Regions from separate parts of the Homo sapiens genome. Here region 1 is linked to region 2. Evidence: chromatin contacts called from ENCODE Hi-C or POLR2A ChIA-PET data. All regions are on one chromosome and are shown on one strand. The core of a region is the stretch at or near the end of the contact, and the rest is flanking DNA. Distances in the headings are between cores, read along the strand shown. Region 1 overlaps PCCA (propionyl-CoA carboxylase subunit alpha). Region 2 holds the start of ZIC5 (Zic family zinc finger 5).

Region 1 (7,045 bases), core at 2,759-5,258, 330 kb after region 2:
CCCAGTTGCCTCATTAATGCCTTTTGTGGTAAAAGAAAAAAAAATCTGGTTCAGCATCCTGCATTGCATTTAGTTGTTGTATCTCTTTATTCTCTCTCAATCTGGAATAATCCTTAGTTTTTTGGTCAGTTGTGATCTTAACATTTTTTAAGAGCATAAACCATTTATTTTATAAAATGTCACTCATTTTAGGTTTGCCTCTTTTCTCATGTACTAGATTCAGTCTTTGCATTCTGGGCAGGAATAGAAATGACACTGTCCATCTATGAGCACCATGTTGGTAGCACGAAGTGCCTCTTTATCCCATTATTGGTGGTGTTGGCTTTGTTAAGGAGGTATCTCTGGCGTTTCTACACTGTAGACTTTCTATTTTCCTTTTGTCCTTAATAAAGTATCTTATAGGGAGATACTTTGAGACTCTATAAATAGCCAGCATACTTTCACTCACTAGCTTTAGCATACTTCCTAGTTTGTATTTAGTGAGGAATAGGCTGAAGATGACAATGGCAGTGTCAGAGTTTATTATTATAATTTTTAGAATCATGAGGTAGGTAACAACACAGTGCCAAGGAGATTTAGTTTTCCCTAAGCTTATTCTGCTACCGAAATGAGATACATTAAGCACTCAGAGATGAAGCACAACCTAATTTACCTCACAGTTGCATTTGACAAGCTTGGTTATATTTTGGGAAATAAATTTGAAGCAACAGATGAGTAAGAGGGAGTGGTAAGAGGTATTAGACACGATGCTAATAGTGACAGCTTGGTGGTGATTAAGAATACAAAACTAAAAATAGCAAGTAGATCTATAAAAAGCTAGCCGATTGTTACCATCTAGCGTAGGTGTATGGAGCTAAACATATTTATTCTAGTCCATGAGGGTGATTATGGCATGAGATGTTATAAGGCACGATTATGTCCTATAATATGGCATTTGATAATTTTTTGTACCTGTTTGAACAAAAGATTCATGGTGAGCTAGGGATATAACCAATACAAATAAATTTATCAACAACTGTTAGACTCTGCAGTGTGGCACTCCCTTGAGAAATTTGTCTTTGAGGATTCAGGTATTATAACTTGGTAGGGCTTACTCCTTTTTTGTGAGTGTGAATTTTTTTTTTTTTTTTTGGGTTCGGGCTTACTCTTGCTCACTAAATCCCAAGATTTATATATTCACATGCTAATACGTTAACAATGCAAAACAGTGCTGTCTGGTGGATCCCTGATTTGTGTGCTTTTTAGAAAGAGCACATTGCTGTTGGGTAGGAAAAACATATGAAGCCAGGTTCTCAAATATTTGTGTGGTAAGGATGGAGTAACAATAAGGGAATTCCATTTTGTATTTTGAATGTTTTTGAGGCATTGTTTCCAAAAGTGTGTTCCATGGACTTGGCAACTCATAAAGGTACTTTGCAAAAGGAGGAGGAAGTGCTGCGCAAGGCCCTTCTCTAGGAGAGTCACAGGACATATGGGCATCCTAATGACAAGAGTCTTTCCTAAACAATCTGTTGAACTGAGATTAACCCGGTGTTTCCCAAATAGAAGTGACACAGAAACCTTTTCCCCCCACATAATAGCCCTCAAAACAGATGCATATTAGCATCAGACTTCTGTAGTTACATTTTTCTTCTAAGTGGGACAAGATGAACTTGTTGGTTTACCAGACACCAATTTTTGACTTTTTTGTTTTTTTATTTTTATAACCTTTTGATCAAGTTAACCATCTTTTCCCTCCCTCCCTCCCTCCCCTCCCTCCCTCCCTCCCTCCCCTCCCTCCCTCCCTCCCTCCCTCCCTCCCTCCCTCCCTCCCTCCTTCCTTCCTTCCTTCCTTCCTTCCTTCCTTCCTTCCTTCCTTCCTTCCTTCCTTCCTTCCTTCCTTCCGTCCTTCCTTCCGTCCTTTTGTTCCTTTATATAACCCTGTTCTATCACTTAAGTATTGAGCTTAACTTGCAGAGAGAAACCATTGCTAAGCACTTGGGAATAGGGGGATATTTGTGATTATTTAAGCAATGTTGTGCTTATAAGATTTCTGGTAATAACACAGTCTAAAGGAAATGCTTCATATCCTGTGGAGTAGCTTTGGAATCCTATGTATTTAGAAGGATTTCTTTCAAAAATGTTTAAAATTATAAGTTTTACTTTAAAGAAGTTAATTTCTTTTACCTGGAAAATTGAAGCAAGTTAGACTATTTTGTGGACTTATGCAGTACTTGTCAAAAGGTAAATGTTTTTTAAAATTTCTGTTAGTAAGGATTTTACCTTTAGCAGCTTGTTATTTTAGTTATCTGCTTAGTTGCTTCTAATTTGAATTACTTGTAGCTCCCTAATTTAGATTGTAAAATGTTATGGCTCTGTTATATGACTTAAGTTTAGAACACAGTGGGTCCACTTTTGGATCCCATTCAAAGTGGATCTGATGTACTTATTTTCCTACACAGTTAAAGATCCCTCTTCAAAGGTGAAGCAGAGACACAATAAATTTGGATCTTGAAACCTTCATAGTAATATGCTTTTTAAAAGACATGTATACATAATTGTATAGCCATTGCATATACTTTTATACATACATTTCTTTCATATACATTACTGTCAGGAAGATCAGGAAGATAATGTCATCTCTTTAGTGAGATAAATTCCAACTCCATCGTGACCACTTACCATAGATGTGACTCTGTATTTGCTGTTCATTCATTCAATATGTATTTATTTGCCTTGTATATAGTATGTACTTATATGGGCACTGGTCATAGAAAGAGGAAACTGAATGGTTCACTTAACTTTTGAAATTGTCTTTTCACCTATCAGGGATGTGTGAATAGTATTGATGTAAAGCACTTGGCACGTGGTAGGTTCACCTCTTTTTTTTTTCCTGAGATGGAATATCGCTCTGTTGCCCAGACTGGAGTACAGTGGTGCAATCTCGGCTCACTACAGCCTTCTCCTGGGTTCCAGCAATTCTCATGCCTCAGCCTCCTGAGTAGCTGGGACTACAGGCATGTGCCACCACACCCGGCTAATTGTTTTTATTTTTAGTAGAGACAGGGTTTCATCATGTTGACCAGGCTGGTCTCAAACTCCTGACCTGAAGTGATTTGCCCGTCTTGGCCTCCCAGAGTGCTGGGATTACAGGCGTGAAGCGCCACACCCATCCAGGTTCACCTCTTGAGTAGAGTGCTGAGATGCTTTCTCACATGAGATTGGTTTCTAGTAATAATAGAGGGTTTTTTTGCTAGTTACTTTCTTATTGTATTTATCTTATAGAGTCTTGGTTCTTACAAAATCATAATTTGCTTTCAAAAATACATATTTTAAACTACCTAATAAGATCTTTATTTAGTGTCACATTTACGAAGGGTTGATGCTTATTTTAGTGATGATTTGTCATTAAAATTATGTCAAAATGTCTTAAAATGTTGTTGAAACTGTAAGCAAACTCAACACGCACAAAGCTAATTATGGGTGCCATCTGTTTATTTTTACAAAGCTTTTTTTTTAAGACTATGGCATTGTCTGCTTATGATAAGCTTCAAGATTATTATAATGACTAAGTCCTGTCCTTCAATTAGTGTAGTTGAAGATGGGAAGATAATTCGTTTGTTCACTGACCTTTTCCTGTGTCAGAGTGTATGAAATATGACATGTCATGATAAAGAAACTATTGTGAAGTGCATTTAGAAGATACTTAATTTTTATGAGAAAAAAATGACATCAAAGCAGCAGATGTGGCCAAAGTTTTGTTTAAATTCTTAGAACTTATTCAAGGTTTTAGATGAACGGTAGACTTTTCCAGTGACTTAAGTGGCTTCATTTTAACTCAAGGTTAAGAATTTCTAAGTGATCGACCAAGTTTATGTTGACATGTATCCCTGTTTGTGTACCTATATGTCAGCACATGTTTTTGTACATACATATCTCATGTGTTAGTGCAGAAGGCCAGGTACATGCATGACAGCATCAGCCCAAGTAGTTATCAGCAATCTGCTGAGAGAGCAGAGCGATCGCACTGGCTCTGTTTTGCAATTGTGCATGCTAAGCATTACCCAAGTCAGTGTGGAGGGAAAGCAACCTGAAGGATCCATCTGCTCCCTTCTGCTACACTGCCTCGATGCAAGATTACACTAATCTGGCTGCTTGTCAGGACAGGTTAGTGAAAGCATGCAAGTGGGTGAGACTTAGGGTGGACTAGTGCTTTGGAAAATCATAAGCTGCCCCTGTAGATGCCACGTTAAGTGCAGCAGAATAGGTTGATTATCGGCCACATTGAAGATTGCCGTGAAATAAATATATAGCTTTTTGGTTAAGAATTAGTTTCAAAATTAAAATTCTTAAATATTGTTGGACCACAGATAAATCAAAATTGAGAAAAATAATACAGATAGTTTACAAATACTTTTAGGCCTTAGTTTTTCTTATGATTTGTGTATTGTGTTTATTCTTTCATTTTATTCCCCTAGCTCAAGAGTTTTTTAGTCAAATATGTTCAAATGTTACATTCGATTAACTTCATTTTACCCAAAAACTTTTGTGATTTTTCTTGTTTGTTTCTATTTATTTACCCTTTTCTACACCTACTGACTGGCAGACCTTGGCCTTGCAGGTTGAGCATCCTGTCACAGAATGCATTACTGGCCTGGACCTAGTCCAGGAAATGATCCGTGTTGCTAAGGGCTACCCTCTCAGGCACAAACAAGCTGATATTCGCATCAACGGCTGGGCAGTTGAATGTCGGGTTTATGCTGAGGTAAAATGAATGGTGTTGGGAGGAAGGATGGTGGTTATGTCCAGAGTCATGAGACCTGGTATAGCCAAACAATGAGGTAAAGTTAGGGTTTTATAATGTTGCCAACTATTGGATTACGTAATCCATAATTAAATCAGAAAAAAATTAGATAATTTTGACCTAATTCCAGATAGTTTTAAAGAATTGGGCTTAGTTAATTGTCATGTATTTGTAGATGGGGAAATAGCTACCAATCCTTTAAGAGGCAACAGAGCATTGGTTAAATACTCTTGAGCTTGAATGGACCATGGTTTTTGTTTTGTTTGCATTTTCTTTGTTTATTTTCAAACAACACTAACAAGAAGTAGCATTTATTTCCATGGGTTTTTTAAAAAAATGCCCACCTTGGGTACACATTAGTTGTTGATCAGATATTTACTTAAAATTTTTCCCAACCTTTTTTTTGTATAATTTTCTCCTTTATTATTACATAAAAATAACAATCAAAATTTAAATTGTAAAGCTTTTAGTAAAACATGTACTCTTAATTTATAATTTTAATTTTGGGTTTTACTCATAAACTCTCAGTTCAGTACTTCTAAATGCTTTTTTTCAAATGACTAAAACAAGAATGCAAGGTAACATTTGTACTATTTTTACTTTTCGACATCAAAAATGTCTGTCAAGATTAAAAATAAATCAGTGTCTGTGTTTAAGAATACTGAGAGCTGGTTTGAAATATTTTTCAAGGAGTTCAAAAATATGTTTTGGCGTGACTGTATTGCTCTTGCTTTTTTCATATTTTAAGTAGTATTACTTTCATTCTTATGACACTGAACCTGTTTATTCTGATGATCTAAGATATTTACAAATGAAGTGCATATCTAGTAGCGTGCAAAGTTTTTTTTTTCAGGTCTTTATTTGAAGAACCCAAATTCTCAAGTTTTACCATATGTGAACTGTTTTGAGAAGTAAGAAAAACAAATATCTTTAGTATACCACATTTGTTGTTCTAAACTTGAGTATGTTTTGATGTAGGGCCTAGGTTATTTTATTTTTTGCCCAAGGCATTCTAAGAAGTTTTATAAAATGTTGGAATTTTACCAATTTCAATAAAGTATGAACAAGGTCAGGCTAAATTCTGCTTACAGTTCTGTTTGATTTTTAAGTACATTCTAAGTTGTCTAGCGTAAAAGACAATAATATTCTGAAATCTGTGATTTGGTAAATACCATATGTTGAAAATAGACCTATAAATGGTTCTTCATTGTGTAAATATTTAACCTTACTTGTGCTGATTTATATTTCAAAGACTGTGCTTCCTTTCCTTTGAACTTTCAGGACCCCTACAAGTCTTTTGGTTTACCATCTATTGGGAGATTGTCTCAGTACCAAGAACCGTTACATCTACCTGGTGTAAGTCATTAAGCTGTAATACCAGCTGAAGGGTTAAAATCGTGATTTATGTCATACTTTTATGTTAAAGCATGTCAACACCAAAGGGTGTAAATTGAAGGACAAGTGAAATTCATGGGAATCATGGTTTTTGTGTTGAAAACAAATTTTTTTCAGTATTTTGTGGTGTTCAAGAAAGTCAGGATTCACTGGACAGGGGAAGCCTGGGGACATCTGATGATATAAATGATAGCTTACAGTGTTCCCAATTCTTTCGAAAATTATAATAAAAAAGGCTGTGAATCCTAAGAATGAGAAATGATGTTTTGTGTTACAATTTAATCTTTTCAATAAATCGAGTCCAACCCTGCTATATAGTCACTTGTCAAGAAATTCAAGCACAAAATCAGCTCCTTAATTGAAATTTAAGGAGATTGAATTAAGGCAAACAAAGTGTGCCTCAGTCTATTAAACCTCATGGACTTTAAAGAGTAATAATATTTATATCAGTTAAATAAAAGTGACCACTGTCCATTTTATTCCATAGCTCTTCTGTATTTAATAGCTATTTTGAAAATAGTTTTTGTTGCAGAAAAAGAGCAAGGACATACCCTTTTTCTTAATCAAGGTAATAAGTGCATATATATATATATATATGACATTATGTTAGCTAGTAGATGACAAGGCTGTACCATCTGTGAATATTCAAATTATTCATTTTGATTACTGGCATGAAGATGGTGAAAGATTACAGGAAGAATTCTAAATCTGAAGATATTATTGGATATATGATTTATTTCACTTTTTAAATTGTTTTTGCCCATGTGCTTTCTAAAGGGACTTGACCCTTTCTGTGCTTGGAGACTCCATGCTGTGTTCAAAGCCAGAAGGCAGAAAAAAAATTGTGAAGATTTAACAGGCATTATG
Region 2 (6,252 bases), core at 26-2,525:
TCCTGCTTGATTGGCTGCCGCATGTAGCGCAGGAAGGCCCCAGCCGCCCCTGGGAGGTGGGGGTGGTGCTGGTGCGGGTGCTGCGCGGGCGCCGGCGGCGGCGGCGGCGCCGGGGGCGGCGCGTGGTGCTGCAGGTGGGGCCCGGGCCCGGCCGCTGCTGCGGCCGCCGCAGCCGCCAGGTTCAGGTTTAAGTTCACGGCTCCGTAGCCGTGCAGGGCGGCCGCCGCTGCGGCCGCAACCGCCCCGTAGTGCGCGTCCCCAGAGCGCGGCGCGAAGGGCGGTTCGGCGCGGCCGTACAGCTCAGCCGCCGCGGCTGCCGCTGCCGCCGCCAGCCCCAGGCGCATCTGGCCGTTGAGCGGGTGCGGGTGGCCGCCTGGGGCCCCCGGCGTGTCGTGCAGCGCGGGGAAGAGCGCCGGGCCGCCGCTGCCGTCCGGGCCCGCGTAGGTGCCGCTGGCGGAGATGAACATGCCGGCCGAGTGGGGAGGCGGGGCCGGGTGCTGGGGGGAGCCGGTGCCGGACCGCTGCTCCCCTCCGAGCGGGGCCCCGTGCATGGCCGCCGCGGGGGCCGTGGCGGAAAGGTCCCTCCGGAGGACGAAGTCCCTGCTGTGGCCTTTGCCGCTGCTGCCGCCGCCGCCACTGTTGGTGGTGGTGTAGCCCGAGAGGGCAGGAGGAGGAGGAGGCGGGGGAGGGGGAGGGGGTGAAGGGGTGGGAGGAAGAGGAGGGGCTGGGGGCGGGGGCGCGGAGGGCTGCGCGCCACTGCTGCCCCCGCCGCAGGGGTAGCTGCCCGCGCCGGGGTGCGCGACCAAGGCTGCAGCACGGGCGGCGGCTGCCGGAGCCTCCGGGTGTGCCGGGAACGCCTGGGAGGGAGGGCTGAGGCCCAGCGTGCTCGCCTGGGCCATGTGCTCGGGTCCGAGCGGAGTGGTGGCCACGCCGGGGTCAGCGCCCAGGTCCCGCAGGCGGAGGTGCGCGACGGCGGCCCGGAGTTGGGAGTGGGCGGGCGGGCCGGCCAGCGCCGGGAAGCCTGTCATATTCTGAAGCGGCTGGACCTGAGCCGTTGCCAAATCCGCTAATCTCAGCGCTGGCGGGTTCCTCTTGCTCAAAGGGGGCTCCATCAGAACTACACAATCAGGCCCATAGACCCTCACTGGGGGGACTTTATTCCCTCTGCCCGCCTTCAAAAACATGTATGTATTGGGCGCTCTTTAACTTCTTTTGTCCTGGCCTCTTAACTCTGCTTATTCCTGTTCCCACTCTATCCTCCAGCGATTGGCAGAGTGAACACCACATTTGAGCTGCACAGTGGGACCGAGATTTTGGAAATGGCACGGGTGGGATTGGAGGGAGCCGCGTGATTGGCAGTAGCCTCGGCTGCTCGATTGGCTCCCGTTCAGGCCCTCGACCCAGCGGGGATTCGCCCCCGTGCTTGCGGCCGCCTGCGCTTTCGCTTCGCGCCCCCTCCTCCGCTGGAGCCACACGTCCCCGCCTCCCCGGGGATGCCCAAGTTGCACTTGCAGAAAGTTTGAGCCTGGCCTGCGCGCGCAGCGCCCCGCTCTTCCTTGACGCACCTCGCGGAGCGCGCGCCGGCACGCGGGCAGAGGGCGCGGGGTGGTGAGGGGCTGAGGACCCCCGAGGGGCAGTCCCAGTTTCAAAAACCTTGGCCTCACTTCTCTGTGTGCCTTCTGGCACCCAAGTACTTTCTGCCTCTACCTCCACCTCTCTTGTGGGGTGGAAGAGCCCTGGGCTGCTGTTTGGGAGAGAAGGGTGAATAGCCCGTCCTACCTGTAGTGGTGATGCTAGAAACTTCTTGTTTGGACACCCAACCTGCCTAGCGCTCACCTAGGGCGCATAGACAGTAGACGGAGTGAAGAAGATAAAGTCTATTGGTTGCAAGACAACTTGAGTGATTTGGCTCCGCGAAACACCAGGTGAAGTCAAAATAAGTCTTTCCCCCAAAGGAACCGTTTTACCTCGACTTTTTATCTCATGGAGAGTCCTTTTCAACATGGTTCAAAGGAGTTGGATGGAAGTGTAATCTCACTACTCATCGGTTCTAGATCTGCCACTTCCAATTAGATCTACAGTAGGGGCGGGGGAGAGGAGATCGGGCAGCGATTCTAACTTTTGCCTTTCGGAGATACAGTGGCGGGGCAGGCCAAACGGCATCTCTGCAGAGAGAAGCCGCTAAATAAGCACCGTCCTTTAAGTAGAATTTCTCCTTCCGGTCCAGATCCCAGTCCACAGTCCACATGTATGCCTCAGTTTCTTTGACTGATCCACAATTAGAACTGATCCAATAAAATATTATTTTGAAATCAAGAAATATCTTTGCTTTTTATTTACTGATAGAATAATCTTTCACCTTTTTATCGTTTTCTCATAAACCAGTCTACCTCTAAGATGTCTTATTTGAAAACCATAAAAACTGGCTTTTAAAAAAGCGAATCCCATCCCTTTCCAGAGGTTTGGTATCAAATCGATTTTTTAAAAATAGAAATTCCCTGCATCACTTTTTGGTGGGCGGAGAAATGTGGGACCCTCCCCCCAAATTAAGGATTTTACTGCCCCAAAAGTGTCCTTTTCAGATTTTAAAAGAAAGCATTTTTGAAATTTGTGATGTTACAAAATGCTCAAATATTAAAGCCAGGATTTTAAAATTTGTATTTTGCTGTCATCCGTAACATTACTTGTAAAAAAAAAAAAAGTGATAATGATTAGAATGTGATCTTTTTCTTTGGGGATACAATAAAATATGTTTCCAACTTAATTCATTTGCAGTCCAAGTAAAAGTAGACTGCACAAAGCCGTTATTGGGGAGATGGCCGTGGGAAGTAATCAGAAATATTCTGAAAAGAGTTGATTCGATAGTGCCATTCACATTGGTGTGAACGATGTTTAACAGGGGGCTTCGGTATGAGACTTAGGAATGTCATTTCTTTTATAAAACTGACAAGCAAACAAAGACAATGCTACCATCAAATTTCAAATGGACTTTTTCTTTAAGTTGCAATGAAGTTCAAATATGGGGAATTAAAGGCATGTGTGGAAACACAACGAAAAAATTTTAATAAACAGCAGTAACAAAATCTTCATCTCACTTTGGAAACGACGAGTCCTTTCACAATTTTTATGTCAAAGACTTAAAACATTTCAAGCCAACCAGGCAAAGGTTGATCGAGAGCTGTGCCATCTCTATGGATAGTTTATGGAGAAAGCATCATATTTGGAATTATCACTGTCATCGTTTCCTCTCTGAACATTTCCAATGAGTTTCCTTTATTTGAATTTCTTGGCAATAAGCATTAATTCTTGCAGTAATGGCAGCTTTGGGTTCAATCCTGCAGGTTATAAGTAAAAACAAAACAAAACAAAATGAATAAAGAAAGAAGAAAATAAACACAAGCTAGCCTTTAATATGGACTGTTGAGCATTTTTATTGTGCAATAAAATGGGTACCTCCACCCCCTTCAAAATAGCTTTTCGTCAAAATTATAACTGCTTTGTTTTATTGAATTGCTGAAATTTAATGGTTTAATGGGTGAAGGCATGAAGGAAAGGCTGTAAAAATGTGAATAATGGTGTAGCAGAGCCGTGCGGAATCTGGAACCCGCCTCCTTGTACAACTCTTGTTAAACACAGCGTGATATGTATCTGTCATCGATTTAATATGTCTTAATTCAAATATAGCTCCCTGATCAATTTCTTTTTATGGAAGCCTTAAAAAAGAAAAGACTTTCTTAGGAAATAATAGAGATTTGGGTAGCGATAGGAAAGAGGGATATTTACAAAGTGAGTTTAATGAATATTTGCAAATTTATGACCAAACCTAGACCCTAAAAAGATAATTGACTCAGGTAAATCGACTTGAGATGCTAATTCTTAAAAGAAAAGACTGGGAGCAAAATTTCAATCAACACCAATAAGGCGCCAATAAACCGCCTGCCAATTAAACCTGAGAATAGGCCTAGCTAGATGGTCATCAGGAAGGCTTGCAGTGGATTTCCGGGATTGCCTTTCTTTATAAAAGAGCTTTTTATTTTGTAGAAGCGCTTTTTGTTATTGTGATGACCCGCCTGACCCCAGGTGCGCTGTTTCTTTTTCAAGCTATTTGGGAGCCAAATCAAACCCCCTTAACATCCCAAGTTTCTGAAGACCCAATAATTCTGTCACACTTCCTAAATAAACACCAACAATTTCCAGGGCGCTGAAGGGAATAATAATACTAGTTTTAAAAGCAGGGGGCTGTGGAAGGCGTTATGCCAATTCTTCTGGGGGTTTGGCCCGCATATTTCGACGGTGGTGCTGGTCGTCAGGGCCAGTCCTCAAATCCATGCCCCTTTCTGCGTTTTGCAGCGGAGGTGCCTGCGTGGAGGCAGCAAAGTGGCAAGCCATGGAAATGTCCTTTCTGGAGTTAGCAAGGGCTCTTGCGGGGCGTGTATTTCCAGACCTCTAGGTTGCACCCCGAACCCCAACCTCCTTCCAACCCCAGACAAAGGCGCGAGTAGGTTGGGGAGGTGAGAGGCCCAGTAAATGGCCAGCTAACCAGAACCCAGGTTGGCTGAGTTAACCGCGCTCAGCTGCCTGGAGGCCACGGGACCCGATCTCTGGGGATGCTCGAGCTGGCGCTTGCGGCTTCCCGCTGCGCGTAGTGGGGGACTGAGGCTCCACCGCTCCCCCGGTGCCCTCTGTATGTCACCGAACACAGCCAAGTTTCCTGCGAGGGGTGTGGGCAATTAATAAACTCTAAGGGAAGTGAATTGGACATTTCCTGGCTTTTGAGCCTTTGTTTGATTGTTTCTGCAGGCGGAGGGAGGGGGATCTCGGGGACGGTGGGGTGGACAAGAAAGGAGCTGGGGGACCCACCGAACCGCCCTTTATTGCCCCTGCAATTGCTTTACGACTCGCTGGTCCCGCGTGGTTTCTGTGAGAGCGGCCTCCCTGCAGAAGGACTGGGTGTCGGCGGGTTTGGAGCATCTAGTGTCATTTAGGCCGCGCCAGGGGCGGGTTCAAGGGCGAATGGGGCACCCAAATTACTAGGGGAATCGAAGGACCTTTGAACCCCAGCCCAAGGGCGCCAATGGGTGCTTAACAGGCGCGGAAGTAGGGGGTTGCTAGCAGACACTGGAAAGGGCCTGATGGTCCACTGAGACCTTTCGTAAAAGCTAGGGCGGGGTGGGCAAAGGCACCGGCACAGCTGTATTTTAGTAGAGCTTCGCCAGGGCCGTAAGTGATGGTGACTTTGGGTTCAAGGGTTTTCCCAAATCAGGTTGGCCAGGCACTAGGCAGGGAGTTTCAGGGCAGCCTCTCCTGGCCGCCCGCCCCGTCTGCACGAGGCAGGGACCGGATCCCCCATCCCCACCTTCCGGCCTTGGCAACTCGCAATCTGACTTGCGTTGGGGGCTGCGACTGGCCCAAGGCCTTGGGGTGCTCAGAATCGCTCCGCAATTGGCAGCCCTCCCAGGGGCTCTCGGAGGGTTACTGCCCTCCTGAGGTGGCGCTGAGTCCTGAGGCTCCACGGATATGTGTGGAGCTAAAAGTATCCAGAAAAGTGCTTCTAATAGCCCTATCACACTTATGTAGACTTAATGAGGATGAAAAGGCAGAAGACTGGGGCTGTGTGGCCACGACTGATACGTTGGATTCTGTGGAGATTTGTTTTGTCTTGTTGTTTGTACAGTCATGAAGTGGGCCTATCCCATGTCCACCTCACCTTTGTGGTTGAAAGCCATTGAAAAACTATCACTCCCTTTACTTCCTTACTACTAAAGAATAAGTTCAATACAATTTGACTGTTATCAAATACTTTCATTTGGTTTGCAGTCATTTCTACCCTCAGAGATGGAGGTTGTTGGAGAAAGACCTTTGACCTACAGTTGACCATTAGGATTGACAATTTCTTGGGAAATGCATTATTGTTCTAAAATATGTTCCAGAAGGTCAAAACAACGACAGAACTCTCTTACATGTTCACAGTTCATATAACCACCCAATATTTATTTGTGTTGGCCCCTCGATGTGCTTCTCCTCCCCTTCATCTCTTATCCTTTAGGATGTTTTTGGATGGGAAATGAAGGAGAAGTAGAGTTTGTGCGGTTAAAAATAAAATCTCAAATTTCTTGGGTAGTTCCTCCCACTCCACACCCCTTCCAATATCTATACTTCAATATTTGAAGAAGCTGTTGAGATAAATCAAATAGTGACACGTTGATGGATTTACTTGTGTAAGCAATATGGTTGACATATGGCACTGTTATT

The links. Hi-C counts contacts between places; a loop is a spot of excess contacts on that map. ChIA-PET counts read pairs that join two places held with the same protein, here RNA polymerase II (POLR2A).
Region 1: POLR2A ChIA-PET joins it to region 2 with 23 read pairs in A673. The contact joins the enhancer-like site here to the promoter of ZIC5 in region 2. A Hi-C loop is called at or near these places in 1 of 168 maps with a recorded cell type or tissue (A673). POLR2A ChIA-PET finds 5 or more read pairs at or near these places in 3 of 52 experiments (A673, WTC11 and activated CD4-positive, alpha-beta T cell).

What each region holds. Positions count from the first base shown.
Region 1 is chr13:100,296,860-100,303,904 of GRCh38, forward strand. PCCA (propionyl-CoA carboxylase subunit alpha) reads left to right here. Exons shown (of 24, transcript NM_000282.4): 13 at 4,601-4,744; 14 at 6,065-6,139. Among named protein-coding and RNA genes, the nearest start is that of PCCA-AS1, 180 kb to the right of the region's middle. Within about 2 kb of position 4,009, at least 3 of the 41 ENCODE cell types and tissues checked have a DNase peak (open chromatin) inside an H3K27ac peak, as active enhancers do; they include A673, where a contact is called at or near this core.
Region 2 is chr13:99,970,492-99,976,743 of GRCh38, forward strand. It overlaps ZIC5 (Zic family zinc finger 5), which reads right to left and starts at 1,276. Exons shown (of 2, transcript NM_033132.5): 1 at 1-1,276. The coding sequence starts at 1,112. RefSeq lists enhancers at 3,723-4,265, 4,266-4,806.